2 separate regions of the Homo sapiens genome follow, and region 1 is linked to region 2. A link is an interaction called in ENCODE POLR2A ChIA-PET data of the cell type or tissue named here. Cell type or tissue: CD4-positive, alpha-beta T cell. All regions are shown on one strand. Each heading gives the region's core, and the rest is flanking DNA. Links, peaks and the distances in the headings are about the cores only. Region 1 has its middle 7.7 kb from the start of MAN1C1. Region 2 overlaps MAN1C1 (mannosidase alpha class 1C member 1).

Evidence for each region. Peaks named below come from ENCODE experiments on the same cell type or tissue, not always from the same donor. Only the 100,000 strongest peaks of a DNase experiment are listed, where the experiment ranks them.
Region 1: POLR2A ChIA-PET joins it to region 2 with 15 read pairs; 7 of 35 experiments call an interaction of 5 or more read pairs at or near these places.

Annotation. Positions count from the first base shown.
Region 1 is chr1:25,604,959-25,613,294 of GRCh38, forward strand. No RefSeq gene overlaps it. Among named protein-coding and RNA genes, the nearest start is that of MAN1C1, 7.7 kb to the right of the region's middle. In CD4-positive, alpha-beta T cell, for the core only: CTCF peaks have their summits at 3,810 (motif pointing right), 4,012, 6,127 (motif pointing right) and 6,333; DNase peaks (open chromatin) are centred at 3,813 and 6,113; H3K4me3 peaks cover 308 bases.
Region 2 is chr1:25,671,366-25,679,701 of GRCh38, forward strand. All of the region lies in intron 1 of MAN1C1 (mannosidase alpha class 1C member 1), which reads left to right. Among named protein-coding and RNA genes, the nearest start is that of MAN1C1, 59 kb to the left of the region's middle. RefSeq lists a silencer at 4,879-4,948 and an enhancer at 5,029-5,078. In CD4-positive, alpha-beta T cell, for the core only: no CTCF peak of the experiment used is centred there; DNase peaks (open chromatin) are centred at 4,836, 5,356 and 6,056; H3K4me3 peaks cover 1,714 bases; H3K27ac peaks cover 1,088 bases.

The DNA.
Region 1 (8,336 bases), core at 6-8,005, 67 kb before region 2:
AATAAATAAATAAATAAATAATCCTTTTTGCCTTCGAGTTTAGTGGAGCATCGGGAGAAGGCAGAGCTCTGTCTGTGTGCTCAGCCTAACTTCCTTAACAGAATTCACAGTCAGTCTAACTTAACCTCCACAACAACATCAAGGGGCCAAGAATGCACAATGGGGAAAAGATAGCCTCTCCAAGAAATGGTGTTGGGGAAACTGGATATCCACATGTGGAAGAATGAAATTGGACCCTTCTCTTACATCAAAATCAACTCAAAATTGATGAAAGACTTCAACACTAGAAGAAAACTACTAGAAGAAAACATAGGGGGAAAGCTCCGTGACAGTCTGGGTGATGGTTTTTTGGATATGATCCCAAAAGCATAGGCAACAAAAGCAAAAATAGACAAATGGGACTACATCAAACTAGATAGCTTTTGCACAGTAAAAGAAACAATCAACACAGTAAAGACAGAACCAATGGAATTGGAGAAATTATTCGCAAACTATGCATCTGATAAGGGGTTAACATCCAAAATATATAAGTGACTCAACTTAATAGCAAGGAAACAAATGACTCAATTAAAAAATGGGCAAAGGACTTGAATAGACATTTCTCAAAAAAAGACATATGAATGGACAACAGGTATATGAAAAAATGCATCACTGATCATCAGAGAAATGCAAATTAAAACCACAAGATATCACCTAATACCTGTTAGAATGGCTGTTATAAAAAAGACAGAAGATACCAAGTGTTGGCAAGGATGTGGAAAAAAGGAAACCTATACACTGTTGGTGGGAGTGTAAATTAGAATAGCCATTATGGGCTGGTCAGGAGTTTGAGACCAGCCTGGCCAATATGGTGAAACCCCCGTCTCTACTAAAAATACACAAATTAGGCAGGCATGGTAGTGCATGCCTGTAGTCCCAGCTACTCAGGAGGCTGAGGCAGGGGAATCGCTTGAACCTGGGAGGCAAAGGTTGTAGTGAGCTGAGATTGCACCTCTGCACTCCAGCCTGGGCAAGAGTGAGACTCTGACTTAAAAAAAAATAGCCATTAGGGAAAACAGTATGGAAGTTCCTCAAAAAACTAAAAATAGAACTACTATATGATCCCACAATCTCACTACTAGGTATGTATCCAAAGGAAATGAAATCAAGTCAGTCCAAGAGATATCTGTACTCCCATTTTGTTGCAGTATTATTCAAATAGCCAAGGATGCAGAATCAACCTAAGTGTCCATCAACAAATGAACGGATAAAGAAAATGAGCCTGGAGGACATTGTTAAGTGAAATAAGCCAGACACAGAAAGACAAATACTGTGTGATTTCACTGAAAACTGAAATCTAAAAAAGTCAAACTCATAGAAGCAGAAAGCAGCATGGTGGTTATCAGGGGCGAGGAGGGGAGAGGATTGGAAGATGTTGGTCAAAGAATACAAAATTTCACTTAGACAGGAAAAATAAGTTCAAGGATCGATTGTACAACCTGGTGTCTATAGTTAATAGCTATGTATTATATACTTGAAAACTGCTGAGAGGAGACTTTAAGTGTTCTCTCCATAAATAGGTGAGATAATGCATATATAAATTAGCTTGATTTAGCCATTCCACAATGTGCATAGATGTCAAAACATCGTGCTGTACACCATAAATGTATACAAGTTGTATTTGTCAATTTAAAAAATAAAAAAATGCCAAGGGGCCAGTATCATTATCCTCATTTTCCAAATAAGAAAACAGGCTCAGAGTGGATGTCTGAGGGCTTGAATGTGGCAGGACCCAGAACTGCTCACGGCCCCGTGACTCCAACACTCTTTGCACAGCTGTGCACAGCTCTCCTTGCAATGCCCAGAGAAGGTTATGCCCTCCACAGCTACAAAGATATTGGGTCTTCTGTGGCAAAACCCTGGTGACAGTGGATGCCCTGGGGTGACCACGCCGTCTTCCATCTGAATGTATCCTCCTACTGTCTGCTGTGTTAGAGATGAGGCATTATGAGAAGGAGAAACTATTTGTCAAATGTAATTAACAATTAGAAATGACCTAAATGTCTAACGGTAGCAGATTGGGTAAATAAATAATCATAGAGCCACATAAGAAGTACTATTTGGCTGTTCAGAACAATTAAGTAGAAGAGTATTTAATTTCATGGAAATGCTCCTGACATATTGGTACATTAGAAAAAGCAGACTGCCTAAGCAGTGAGCATGGTACAATTCCATTTTAACAACAACAACACACATATCATAACGAGTCAACATTTATATACCCATACTCATATTCATAGCAGCATATTCACAATAACGAAAACATAGAAGCAAACCAAGTGTGCATCGATGGATGAATGGACAGGGAAAATGTGGCAGATACACACGATGGAATATTATTCAGCCTTAAATGGGAAGAAAGTTCTGTCACATGCTACCAAATGGATGAACTGTGAGGACACTGCGCTAAGTGAAGTGAGACAGTCACAAAAAGACAAATACTGTATGATTCCACTTATATGAGGTGCTTAAAGTAGTCAAATTCATAGAAACAGAAAGTAGAATAGTGGTTACCAGGGGCTGGGCGATGGGAAGAATGCGGAGTTAGTGTTTAATGAGTACAGAGTTTCAGTTTTAGGGGATGATAAGTTGCTGGACAGCACAGCTGTCCATAGGAACCAGCCATAAGCCACTGGGGCTTGCAGTGCACTGGAAATGTGGCTCGCCTGAATTGCGATGGGCTATAAATGTAAAACCCACTGTAGATTGTAAGACTTGGTATGTAAAAAAGAATATAACTTTTCTCATGAAGGATTTTTTTTTTTTTGAGATGGAGTCTCGCTCTGTTGCCCAGGCTGGAGTGCAGTGGCATGATCTCAGCTCACTGCAACTTCCGCCTCCTGGGTTCAAGAGATTCTCCTGCCTCAGCCACCCGCATAGCTGGGACTACAGGTTTGTGCTACCAGGCCTGGCTAATTTTTGTATTTTTAGTAGAGATGGGGTTTCTCCATGTTGGCCAGGCTGGTCTCGAGCTCCTGACCTCAAGTGATCTACCTGCCTGGGCCTCCCAAAGTGCTGGGATTACAGGCATAAGCCACTGCGCCTGGCCTCACGAAGGATTTACCAAAAAAAAAAAAAAAAAAAGATTTGGCTGGACACAGTGGCACACGCCTGTAATCCCAGCACTTTGGGAGGCCGAGGCGGGTGGATTGTCTGAGCTCAGGAGTTTGAGACCAGCTTGGGCAATATGGTGAAACCCCATCTCTACTAAAATACAAAAAATTAGCCGGGCGTGGCAGCGTGCACCTGTAGTCCCAGCTACTCAGGAGGCTGAGGCAGGAGAATCGCTTGAACCCGGGAGGCGGAGGCTGCAGTGAGCCAAGATCGCACCACTGCACTCCAGCCTGGGTGAGAGTGAGACTCTGACTCCAAAAAAAAAAAAAAAAAAAAAAAAAAAAAAATGGAAATGATAATCTTTTGGATGTATGGGATTAAATAAAATATATTATTAAAATTAGTTTTACCTTAAAAAAAAACTTTTGAAAAGTTAAAAATTCAGTGGCTCCAAAACTCAGAAGTCTACACCACACACATTAATCTCTCATTTAAGCCCCATGCCGGTGCAGCCAGTGCGGATCCTCAGAAGGCTCTGCTGGTCACCGGGGCCCTGGCGGAGGGTGCAGCTGCCATCTCATCACTGTCAGTCGCCCTGCTAGTGGGACAGTCGCAGCTCTAGAGGATATGGCACCCTCAATTAAATGCTTGGGACTCGAAGTGACAGTTGTCATTTCTGCTCACAGCTTATTGGCCACAGCTAGTCACACGGCTCCACTCAACCACAAGGGGGCGGGGCAATCTCACCAAGTGCCCCAAAGGCAGCGATCTGGAACTATTTGGCGAACAGGGCAAAATGACTAGCTCCGTGCAGCTTTTTTATTTCTTTAAAATACATAGAATAGAATAATTTTTAAAACGTAGAACGGAATAAAATAAGAAATATAGTATGTTTAGAATTTTTAATTTAAAACTTTAAATATTAGGTTATGTTTAATTTTTTTTTATATCATGTGTGAGGTACAATAAATATTTGTGGAATGTTGACAGTTCTTTCTGAAAAGGGATCACAGCTATAATGAATATGACTTTTTGGCTTTATTACTAACAAAGTGCTTGCCCGGGGGTCATCTCATTTAAGGTATTATGGGCCTCTTTGCAGATGAAGAAACTGATCTAAGACAGATGAGTGACCTCCCCAGGTCACCCAATCAAGTGGCAGAAGTGGGACTTGGGAACAAGTAAGATAACCCATGAGACTTCTTCTTCAAACCCCAATATTTCTTCTCTTTCCTATATCAACCTCAAATCTTAAGCTTGCTATTCTTTACTTCGTTTAATAACACTAACATTTAACATACTGAGTACTATCATCACTGCTAAGGAAACTAATGCTCAGAGGAGGAGACTTGCCCAAGGTTACGTGTCCCTGAAGAGGCAAGACTTGGATTCGAATGTGGATTTATGAGAATCAAAGCTACAACCACAATGCCCTTCTGCCACTCTGGCTTATTGACCTGCTTCTAGAAAAAAACTTGAATGGCATAGGGGATAAGTTTTAAGGGGACTTCCCATGATTGTATGGTCCAGGTGGTGTTCACCCAGCAACACCTGCCTGATGCCTTCAGCCCTTCTTACCATCCTAACCCTAGAAGGGCAGATATTTTGACACCCTGCATAGAACCTGGAGCCTCAACTCATGGACATTTAAAAAACAGACACACACAAACAAAAACTCCTTGATATTAGCAAAGGTAACCAGGTGACGAAATTATGTCAGGGTTGCATTTTAAAGAGACTGTTTTATTTCTGGCTTTATGGTGCTTGATGTAAGCTTTTAGAAATGTATTTTTATGATAATCAAAGATATTTATTTTACATGCCCTTTAAAAAGTGCCAGGACTGTAAATAATAATAGCTAACATTTAGTTCCTACTATATGCCAGGCACACTGCTTAAACATTAAAATGGATTATTTCATTTTAGCCTCACAATGTCAGTGAGGTAAACATAACCCGGGACCATGGAAACAAGAAGAACCTTGATGCCTTCCTGTGCTTGTGGAAGCGGCATCAGCTGGGATTCTCAAGTACTGCTAGCCAGCGTCTGCTCTGCCTCCAGCTGCAAGTTACTTACAGGCTCTGATCCTTAAATTGCAACATTCCACCATTGGGCTGAATGATCTCGAAACTCCCGGAGAGGAGGGGCTTCTCTGAGCAGTGCTCAGCACAACAGGGCTTCCTAAACAGCCACTATTATCATCCAAACAGGGAACATGTCTTCTGAAATGAAAAGCGGTGTGTACAGTCTGACAAGTGAAAGTTCTCATAGGGCCATGGACAGAGTATTTGAGATTCTAGCATCTCTGGAAGCGTTGAGTTACAATATAGCAGTTTGGGTTGCTATCTTGCCTGCCACTAGGAAATGAGGCAGTGCTGATTCTTTTTGTCTTTTGTAACATTAGTTCATATTTATTGAGTGCTGCTGTGTGCCAGACACTATGCTATTTACAAAAATTAGCTCCTAAGTCCTCATATCCACCCTACTTCGTGGGTACTATGATCATCTTCATTTCACAGATGAGGAAACTCAGGCTTCAAAAAGTGGGCAATTTCCCAAGGTGTCACTGCTAGTAGGTGACTGAGTCCAGGCTTAGATCTGGCACTGTGGCTACAGGGTCCTCATTCTTACCACTCTGTGTTCCCTTCTCCAGCATACTAAGGACTTGGCTTTGGGAGTAGATCTGCTCACTCGAAGGAAGAGTAAACATTTGCCTCAAGCTCTTTACAGTCAGTGATCTTATCTAATCCTCACATCATCTTTCTGAGGTGAGTATCACTATTAATCCCTTTTGACAGATGGAGAAATTGAGGCTCAGAGAGGTCAGACAAGTTGCCCAAGATCAACCAGCCAAATGTGTGGTAAAACCAGGATTTCAGACCCGAACCTGTCTGACCTCAGCCTTGGCTCTGAGCCAGGGTTTCTTACCCTTTGCACCATTGATATTTGGGGCCCGATAATTCTTTGTTGTAGGGGACTGTGCTGTGCATTGCAGTATGTGCAGTAGCATCTCTGACCTCCACCCACTAGATGCCAGTAGCACTCTGCCCCCAGTTACAACAATCTAAATTATCTCCAGAAATCACCAAATATTCCCTAAGGGCAAAACTGCCCCCAGTGGACAACCCCTGCTCCCCTGCTCTAACCACTAAGCACCCAGTGCTAGGACCCATGGCAAAGCCCCAGCTGACTGCTGCTTCTGCTGCAGGACCGGGGTCTCGGGTAAGAAGAGTTAAAATAAAACCTTTACGCTGTCATTTTAAAAGCCTCATGCCAGGTGTTCCTGGCTCTATGACCCTGAAATTGACCACCACTGCACAGTGAGGTATTGACTGGGTCCCACAGCCTGCTGGGGTGAGCCCAGGATGGCTGGAGGGCCTTTTGTCTCTCAAGACTAACTTGGTGTGCTCTCGGGGGTGGAGCCCCTCCCACAGTCATCAGTGTCTCTTCTGCCCAGTGCCAAATTTGTCTGGTGGCTATTAAGGAAGCTGCCTGATGATTATCCGTTGGCTCAAGCTTGGCTTTATCTCTAGTCTTCGATTCTAAATGAGACTAATGACCATTTGAGATTCAGATTCTGCACCAACTGCCCAGCTGCCTCCTCAGTGAAGGAGCTGAAGGGGAATCCCTTACAGCCTGGTTCACTGCTCCCATCTCAGCAAATACCCCCACCAGGCAATAAGAGACCCTGGAGATACCTCCCTCTCCATCACTGCCCAAGTTCAAGCCATCACCTGATCCTGTCAATTTTGGCTTCTAAATATGGTTTGAATCCTGTGGTGCTATCCATCTCCCACTCCCCAAATAGTCTAGCACAGACTATTGCAATATCCTCTGAAAGGTACCCCCTTCATTCACCCCTGTCTTCCATTTTGTCTTCCACACTGTAGCTAGAGTAACCTTTAAAAGTGTTCATCTGAACCTACCCACCCACCTCCCCCTACACTTTCCCACTCCTACCCTAATTCATCCGGTGTCACTTCTTGTCTTTCTCCATCACTTTCTCTACTCCAGACCTACTGATTTCTATTCTCAAAAGCACCATGTTCCCTCCAACCCAGGCACTTTGCCTGTGCTGCCCCCTCAGCCTGGGCATTCTCACTCTCCTTCTGCTAGGTAACTGCACTCATCCTCAGGGGGAGCCTCCCCTGGCCCACCCAGTGAAGCCTGGGTCCAGGTCCACTGTTGCCTGCTCTTAGGGCAATGTTTCACTCTCCTTCCTCTCTCTGATCTTAGCTCATACTCCTTTGGAAGTTATTTGTTTAAACTCATCTTCCCCATGAGACTGTAGGCTTCATGATAGGAGAAATGTGTCTGTTTTTCCTCACCACTGTATCCCTAAAGCTTAGTGTATTGCCTTGGGTTGGGTATATACATCAGGCACCTTGTACCTGCTTGTTGAATGACTGAATGAACTTATATAATCCTCCCAATGAGCCTGTGATGATCTTGCCTGAGGCCAGTGCTCTTTCCTTGCTCTCACTACGTATAGAACCTGCTCTCACAGCATTACAAGACGGAGACAGTAGACTCTGACAGGCATAGAGGGCTCTGGATCCTGATTGTCTGGGCTCAAATCTCTCTTCTGCCACTTCCTAGCTGTGTGACTTTGGGTAAGTTCCTTAACATCTCTGTGCTTAATGGTACCCCTCACATGGGGTGTTGTAAGGATCAAATAAGTTAGTCTTTTTTTTTTTTTTTTTTTTTTAGACACAGCCTCACTGTATCACCAAGGCTAGAGAGCAGTGGCGTGATCTTGGCTCCCTGTAGCCTCTACCTCCCAGGTTCAAGTGATTCTCGTGCCTTAGCCTCCTGAGTAGCTGGGATTACAGGCACATGCCACCACGCCGAGCTAATTTCTGTATTTTTAGTAGAGACAGGGTTTCACCATGTGGGCCAGGCTGGTCTCGAACTTCTGACCTCAGGTGATCCGTCCACCTTGGCCTCCCAAAGTGCTGAGATTACAGGCATGAGCCACTGTGCCTGGCCAGTTTAGTCTTTAACTTGTTTTTAAAAGGGCTCAATCGCATAATAAGTTCTCCATCCATCTTAGTAGTTGCTAATAGCATTAACAGAAAACACATAGATTCTGTGATTAGATGGGCCTGATTTCTTCTCATATTCGCCCTGTGTGGCTTTGGACAAGTCATGTCACATCCTGAGTCTCAGTTTCCCCATCTGCTAAACTGGGGTCTTGAAACCTACCTCAGAGAGGGCTGTTGCGAGGGTGAGATAGGATGTGA
Region 2 (8,336 bases), core at 234-8,233:
CCATTGTTGTATTGATGTGCTATGTTGACTCCCTCTTTATGGCCAAGCTCTGTGCTAGGGGTTGGGGATACAGAGGGGAATAGGTTCCAGCATTCAAGGGCAAAGGAGACAGACATGAAATAAATGATTATCCCGTAGAGGTGTTAGGTATTGTCACTGATGGACAATAGGGGGCCGTAGGAGGATAGTGAATTCAGAATGCTGTTGCCTGTGCCCCAGAACATCAGAACGCCTCATGTAGGAATGTGCTGTGGTGGAATGGAAAATGCACTGGAGATTTGGTGGGTTGGTTTGTTCATTTGGTTATTCATTGGCATGTACGAAGGCCGTGAGGTAGTGTATTAGTTTTATCTTGCTCTAGTAACAAATCACAAAAACTCAGTGACTTAGAACACAAATTCGTTCTCTTACAGTTTAGTAGGTCAGGGGTCTGAAACAGGTCTCACTGGGCTAAAATGCAGGTGTTGGCCAGGCCATGCTGCATTCCTTTCTGGAGGTTCTAGGGGAGTGCATTAATTAGGATTCTCCAGAGAAAAAGAACCAGTAGGAGATGGTAGAGGTGGGACTTATTAGGGGAATTGGCTCACATGATTATGGAGGCTGGGAAGTTCCACAACAGGCCATCTGTAAACTGGAGAAGCAGAGAAGCCAGTAGCATGGCTCAGTCCAAGCCCAACGGCCTGGGAACCAGGGAAGCCAGCAGCCTAACTCTCAGCTCAAGGCTGAAAGCCTCAGAACCTGGGGGTGGAGGGGCAGTTGGTACAAGTCCCAGAGTCCAAAGGCCAGAGAACTTGTTGTTCTGATTCCAAGGGCAGGAGAGGAAGGTGCCCTAGCTCCAGAAGAGAGAGAGAGAGAGATAATTTGCCCTTTCCTCTACCTTTTCTATGCAGGCCTTCAGCTGATGGGATGGTGCTTACCTACATTGGGCGAGGGCGGGCCTTCCTAACTCAACCCACCAACTCAAATGTTAGTCTCTTCCAGAAACACCCTTGCAGACATACCCTTTCCAGTATCCTGAAAAGAATACTTTCCCAGCTATCTGGGCATCCCTTAGTGCAGTCAAGTTGACATCTACCATGAACCATCACAGGGAGAATCCCTTCGAGAGGCCACCTGCATCTCTGCATTCCTTGGCTCATGGCCACCTTCCTCCATCTTCAAAGCCAGCAGTGGTGGAGTCTTTTTCACATCTCATCACTTGGACACTGATTCTCCTGCCTCTCTGTCCTACTTATAAGGACCCTTCTGATTGTACTGGGCCCACCCCGATAATCAGGCTAATCTCCCTCTCCCCAAGTCAGCTGATTAGCAACTGTAATTCCATCTGAAACCTTAATTCCATCTTACCTTGTAACCCAACATTCACAGGCTCTGAGGATTAGAACATTTGGGGGCCATTGATCTTCCTGCCCTAGGCAAGGGGGGCTGTGTGTGTTTGAGGTGATGGGCAAAGGCCCTGTGGCTGAAGCGTGGTGGGGAAAGTCCAAGAGGCAGGTAGGTGTTTTGAGGCTCAGTGCCATGGGGCTGGCGGTTGGAGGCTCTTACACAGAGGAATGGCATTTAATGGTTTGCCTTTTCAAAGGGTGGCCCTGGTAGCTGTTTGGAGAAAGGATGGGGGTGACATGCGGGGAGAGAGGGCAGCTGGAGACCATTACAGACAGTCAGATGACAGCCAGAGGTGAACGGGGAGGGGGAAAGGAGGTGAGTCAGAGATGTCATCGCCAGAAATCCTGTTGAATAGATTTGGGTGGGGAGGAAAGGAGACTTGAGAGGACTTGGTTTCTGATATGAGCCAGCAGCAGGATGACAGCGCTGTCTCCCGATGCAGGGAAGACGATGAATGGGAAGCCCGGGGCAGGCGGAGCACCTGCGAACACTTAGTGGAGTATGCTGTGCCCAGGTGCTGTGCCGAGGGCCTTGGCATTGTAACTGATCCTTGCAGCACCCAGAGAAGGCAGGCACGGTTTCTGCTCCATTCTGTGAGGCAGTGGAGTATTGTGGCTGTGAGCACAGACCACCTGCATTCATATCCTGGCTCTGTTGCTTACTTGCTATGATACTTGGGCAAGTACCTCAGTTTCCTTACCTGAAAATGAGAGTAATGTTATACCAGTCCTATAAAATTAGTGTGAAGATTAAATGAGTTTATATGTAAAGCACTGATGACTCATGGAAAACACTAGGTAAATATAACAGTATCATTATTTTTACACAGATGAACAGATTGAGGCACAGAGAGGTTAAGTATCTTGTCCAAAGACACACAGCTGGGTAAAGCCAGGATCCAAAGCCAGGCTCTGAACTGCTATGCCTTACCTCCTCCCCAGGAGCACGTCACAGAGATGTGGTGAAAACGGCATGTGCACATGCATACAAAAGCACTTAGCAGTGTGCATGACACAATATGTCCCATAAATGTCTGTATGTGGAAGTGCGGTTTCTTTTGCTGTAAAATGGGGGTGATTACCCCTACCCTGCCTAACTCACAGGTGACGGTAAGGCTCAAATGAAAAAGGCAAAGCATTTTGGAAATGGTAGAGACACTTGCACATGGGCAGGTTTTGTTGAACCATTTCGCATTGGAATTTCACTTGTGGGTGACCTAAGATCTTTCCCACTGTCACTCATCTTTGTCCCCCACACGCTGTCTTCCTGCCCCCACCTAACACCCAATCTGTGATAGAACAGAGCGGTTGGGGACCTGTCCCAATGCAGTGGCTCCCAGGTTTGGTGGCCTTCTCTGTGCAGCTGCTCTTGTCTGTCTGCACGCTGCACCAAGACCAAAGCCTCGCTGGGAAGGGTCTCACCTGCTCTTGCTGTTGTGGCCTCACAATTGGAGCTGTCCCTTTATTGGGCCTTTGATAAATCCTTGTTGAGTCAAGGCCACTGGGCAGTGAGTGCTTCTGTCCCAGGCATCCTCCTTAATCCTTTGACATGAGCAGCCCTAGAGGTTGCCTCGTGTTGTCACCATCCTTAGTCATTTAATCAACATATTTTTATGGAAAGTCTCTATGTGCTGGGTACTCTCCTAGGTGCTAGGGAGCAGTAATGAGCAATGGAGCCAACAGAGCCTCGTGGAGCCTGCATAATCATGCAGGGAAATAGATACTAATTAATCACACAACTAATGTAAAATTTTGACTTTAATAATCCTCCATAATAGGGTGATTCAACCTGAAGGGAAGACCTCTCTTGGAAGTGGCAACCAAGCCTGGGCACTGAAAGATGAGTGGAATTCACCAGGCAAAAAGAGGAGGGAGGAGTTGTCCAAGGAGCGGGACTATTGTGTGCAAAGGCCCTGTGGCAGGGGGAGGCATGGTTCCTTGAGGAAAAGAGAGAGAAAGCTAGTGTGGCTGTGGCAGAGATGGGGAGGATAAGCTGACTGAAGGCGTGAGTGGGTGACTTCCTGGGCCTGATGGGCCTCAAGAAGGAGTTTATTTAAGTGTGTGTTTGGGATGAAGCAGAGCGATATGAATAAATTTGCACTTCAAATAACCACCCTGGCTGCAATGTGGAGAGCAGTGTAGGAAGCCAGGGAGGACCCATCTAGGCCAGTCAGGAGGCAGTCGCAGGAGTTCCATGGAGAGATGGGAGTGGTTTGGATTAGGGTGGTGCTCATGGTGGTGGTACAAAGAGAAGTGGATGGAGAGATACTTCTCTTTTAGTGGATACGTTAATAGGATAGCAGTATCCTGTGGCTGCTTTTTATTGATTGATTGATTCATTTTATTTCAGTAGTTTTTGGGGTACAGGTAGTTTTTGGTTACATAGATAAGTTCTTTAGTGGTGATTTCTGAGATTTTCGTGCACCTGTCACCTGAGCAGTTTATACTGTACCCAATATGTAGACTTTTATCCCTCAACCCCTGCAGTCTTTCCCCCAACTCTGAGTCCCCAAAGTCCATTATATCATTCTTATGCCTTTGTGTCCTCATAGCTTAGCTTCCACTTATAAGTGAGAATATACAATATTTAGTTTTCCAATCCTGAGTTACTTCACTTAGAATAAGAGCCTTCAGCTCCTTCTAAGTTGCTGCAAAGGACATTATTTCATTCCTTTCTATGGCTGAGTAGTATTCCATGGTGTATATATGCCACATTTTCTTTATCCACTCATTGGTCGATGGGCACTTGGGTTGGTTTCGTATCTTTGCAATTGCAAATTGTGCTGCTATAAATGTGTATGCAAGTGTCTTTTTCATATAATGACTTATTTTGCGGGGGGGGGGGGAGGTGGTTACCCAGTGTGGGATTGCTGGATCAAATGATAGTTCTACTTTTAGTTCTTTAAGGAATCTCCATACTGTTTTCCATAGTGGTTGTACTAACTTATATTCCCACCAGCAGTGTAAAAGTGTTCACTTTTCACCACATCCATGCCATGGCTGCTTTTTATTGAGCACATATTATATACGAGCCATTGTGCTCAACACTTTACATCTGTTATTTACTCTTAGGGTTATTCTAAGGATTAAGTATTTCTGTCCTTTTACAGATGAGGAAACTGAGACTTACAGGGGTTAAGTCACTCACTCAAGGCCACACAGCCAGTAAGGTGGCAGAGCCCTAGAGCAGCCTCTCAAGCTTCAATGTGCGTTTGAATCACCTGGGGCTCTTGTTAAACTGCTGCTACAGATTCAGCAGGTGGGAGAGTGGAACTGAGGTACTCTGTTTCTGACGTGCCCCCTGGGTGGCCCTACTCCTGGTCCCTGGAGCACTTTGAGCAGCGAGAGTTTCTCTGCCTGTATGGCCCACACTCTCGACCCTGATGCCTTAGAAACAGCTGCAGACAGGATGCGATTCCTGAGACTGCTCAAACCTGAAACCCCATGGGCAGGATGTGGGTGAGCTGTCTGGACCTCAGGTGGGTGGGAGTTGTATCATATGCTCATTTCCCACATTGGCCTTTCAATAGCTTGAGTAAACCCGAAACTGAGAGGGTTGGAGGCAGCATCTCCCCTTCTACTCCCCCGCTTCACCTCCCCGGGCAACCAAACCCCACCCGTGCCCAGCTTCTGAGCGATAGACCTGGGCTGTGTATTTGCAGGAGCCTCACTGGGGTCACCAACCAGGTCATGTTGTGTTGCCCCAATAAATGGAACTGGATCAGAAAATCCAACGTGGATAGTTTTTAGGTGCCAAGCTGTCAGCTCTTCCCTTGGACTGTGCTGAAAGTGGAAGAGGAGAAAAAAATCAACCCAATGTTCTAAGCTCTCTGTCTACATAGTCATTAGATCCCAGGATCGTTAGAGACCAAATCCCTTCCCACTTGGCCCCTGCAAATGGGGCCAGGTGTCACTGCTGGGAGACGCCAGTAAGGCTGCACGTCATGGTGTGAGCACTTGTCTTTAATGACTGGGAAAATCCATTTCCTTCCTTGGCAGCTTTGAATGTAGCAACTGTGGTTCTGGGTCACTGCCAGAGCCAGCCTTGTGTGTATGTGTGTGATTTTTTAAAGTGGGGGAGAATGTCTCAATATTCAATGCTCACCCCCTTCCTTCCAAGTTGTACCCCCAGAGAACTGTCCAACACAAACTTTGGAGTTTTCCACTCTGGGAGTGGTCTGCTGGCACCCACGTGTCCTCCCCTCCTCTAATGCATCCTTTCTCTCTTGATCTCATTGTTCTGGGGTCCTCAGCTGAGTGGGCATCTGTGCCTGGGTGATCGATTCTAGTCTCTTTTCTGCAGGAGAGAACTCTTGAGCTCTGAGACAGGTAGAAAGAAAATCTTAAACCAAATAATAATGTTCTGCCTCACACTAGTAAATATTTTGCACTAAAAAATTCCGTGTCATTTTGATTTGTTCAGGTAGACAAGAACATCTTTTGTTTGAGGAAGAACTGAAGAGATTTCTTGGGATTCAGCTCCGATGGCTCTGCCTGTATCTCTCTATCATTGGAGCTTTGTTTTCCACCTTTGCAAGACTTGAGTGAAGGGAAGGCTTTGTGGTCTATTGTTAGGTGCTCTTTGAATCTATAAATCACAGGCTACAGGAAGGGAGGGGCTTCCAGAGACCATCTAGAGCCACCCTCTATCTCTAGCAGGGACACACACACACACACACACGTACACACACACAATGACTGCCTGTTGCGCGTTTCTAGAACCTAGTGGGGACAGGGGTACAGTTTCTTTTGGTGCATAGTTCTCATGTTGATTGGTTCCGACTGTCATGTTCTTGCACCTGTCCTGAGTATCTCTTGCTGTAGCTCTGGCCCTTTCCCCAGTCAGCTACTGCACTGCCCTGGCCCATGTTTCTTAGAGACATGGTTATCTCTGTGCTATTAGTGTCTGTGTCCTGGCCGAGGCAAGTCCCTTCCCTTTCTGAGTCTATATTCTTATAAAATGTGGCTTTGAGAATAGATGATGTTTCTGGTCTTAAAATTCTCTTTGACTCTGGAGTTCTGGATCTGTGCTTCTGTTTGATGTTGTTTCTCTTGCTGGGTGACCTTCTCTCTGACTCCCTGCTGTAAAGACCTCCTTTTTTTTTTTTTTTTTTTTTTTTTTTAATCAAAACCTAACTTGGTCCGACCTACCCCATGGCTGACCACCCAGGCACTTGCTTTTGACTTAAGGGTAGCACCATACGATGTCTTCTTTTTGTTTTTCATTTTAACAACCTGTATTTTTCACATCACAAAACCTTTCTAGATATTCACTGTAGAAAATTCAGAAAATATAGGTCAATAAGAAGAAAAAGATAGAAATCACTAAACTTCTATCAGACATAACCGCTGTTAAGAATTTGGTATATTTTCTTTCAGTCTTTTTTGTAAACACTCATACATAGGCCAGTGAATTTCATACTATGTAATTTTGTGTTCTGCCTTTCCACCTAATAATATATACTGAGCATTTTTGCCTATCATGAAACATTTGTAAACACAATTTTTAATACCTATTTACTACTTTACATCTCCTACTTTAGCCCTTGCATAATTATTTCCAAATGGAACAAATATCTGTCTTGTCCAGCCCACTGAACTGGCCAAATCAAATGAGATAAAATATGCAAAGAGCTGCACAAATATAAGTGATGATTGTTCATTTTGTTAGTTTTATCTCCCCAAGTGAACTACTTTACCGTATTGTCTCAAAATCGTTAAACAGTTTCCTGTTCACCAAGTTTTGCACAGTGGTGGGCAAAACATGCTGTCTGGCTGTAATCTCTTAAAAGGGCGTTACATATTAATAACTTTAAAAGTTTTTTCTTAGCAACTTCTTAGAAACTCTGGTCTAAGGAAATTATTCAAAATGTTATGTGCACAGAGATGTTCACTATGGCATTATTTACAATAGCCCCAAACTAGAAATCACCAAAATGTCTAATTATATGGGAAGGAGGTGAAGTAAATGATGATGAACCCACTTTCTAAGCTATTATATAGCTATTAAAAGTGATGTTTACAAAGCCTTTGTAATAAAATTGGAATATGTCATAATTATGGGAAGAAACAAAGGTACAATATGAGAGGGAAAAACAAAGGTACCTGCAGAGAAAGACGCCAAAATGGGAATGGTGGTTGTTAAATAATGGGCAGTTGTTTTCCTTCTCTTTTTCTGCTTTTCTTCAGCGAGCTTGTGTGCCTTTGATACATTAAAAGGTAGAGAGACAGAGACAAGAAGAGAGAGAGAGGAGACGAGAGAGAGAGAGAGAAACAAGACGAGAGAGAGAGATGAGACAAGAGAGAGAGAGGTGAACCTTGTTTTTAAAATTACCTGAAAGGATTTATGCAGAAGAGAGAAGGAAGGGGCACAGAGCTGAGTTCAAGAGAAGGGAGTGACCCAGAAGTGGGAGAAGCGGGCATGAGGGCTGAAGCCTGAATTGAGCTGAGACTTGTAGAAAATTCTCAGAACCACCAAAGGAGCCTTTTAATTTTTTTGGAGTAGGAAGAAAACAGGCACCTCCTTTGAGCATGCTAATATAATTATAAAAGGAGAAACCAAAATAGCTAGTTCCTAATTTGTTCACCAGACTTCTTCCTTCTCTGACCAGCGTGGGGAACAGGCTTGGTGAGACGGACATGAAGACCCATCCAGGCCATTGAGGAACTGGGGGCTAAGAAGAACTTCAGGGAGACTGACAATGGCCACATTCTGTTGTAATTTATAAAAAGTGAAGGAAAATAGAATTGTGTAATGTATAAATTTGGGTGAAAATAACAGCCTCCAGTAAAATTTCCTAAATGAGTTAAAAAAAAAAAAAAAGGCATTTCAGACTTACGGAAAAGTTACAAAAATCTAGCAAGGATCTTACGTTTACCTTCACCCAGATTCCGCAAACGTTAACATTAATTTTACCCTGTTTGCTTTCTCTCTCTGTTTTTCACTCATTT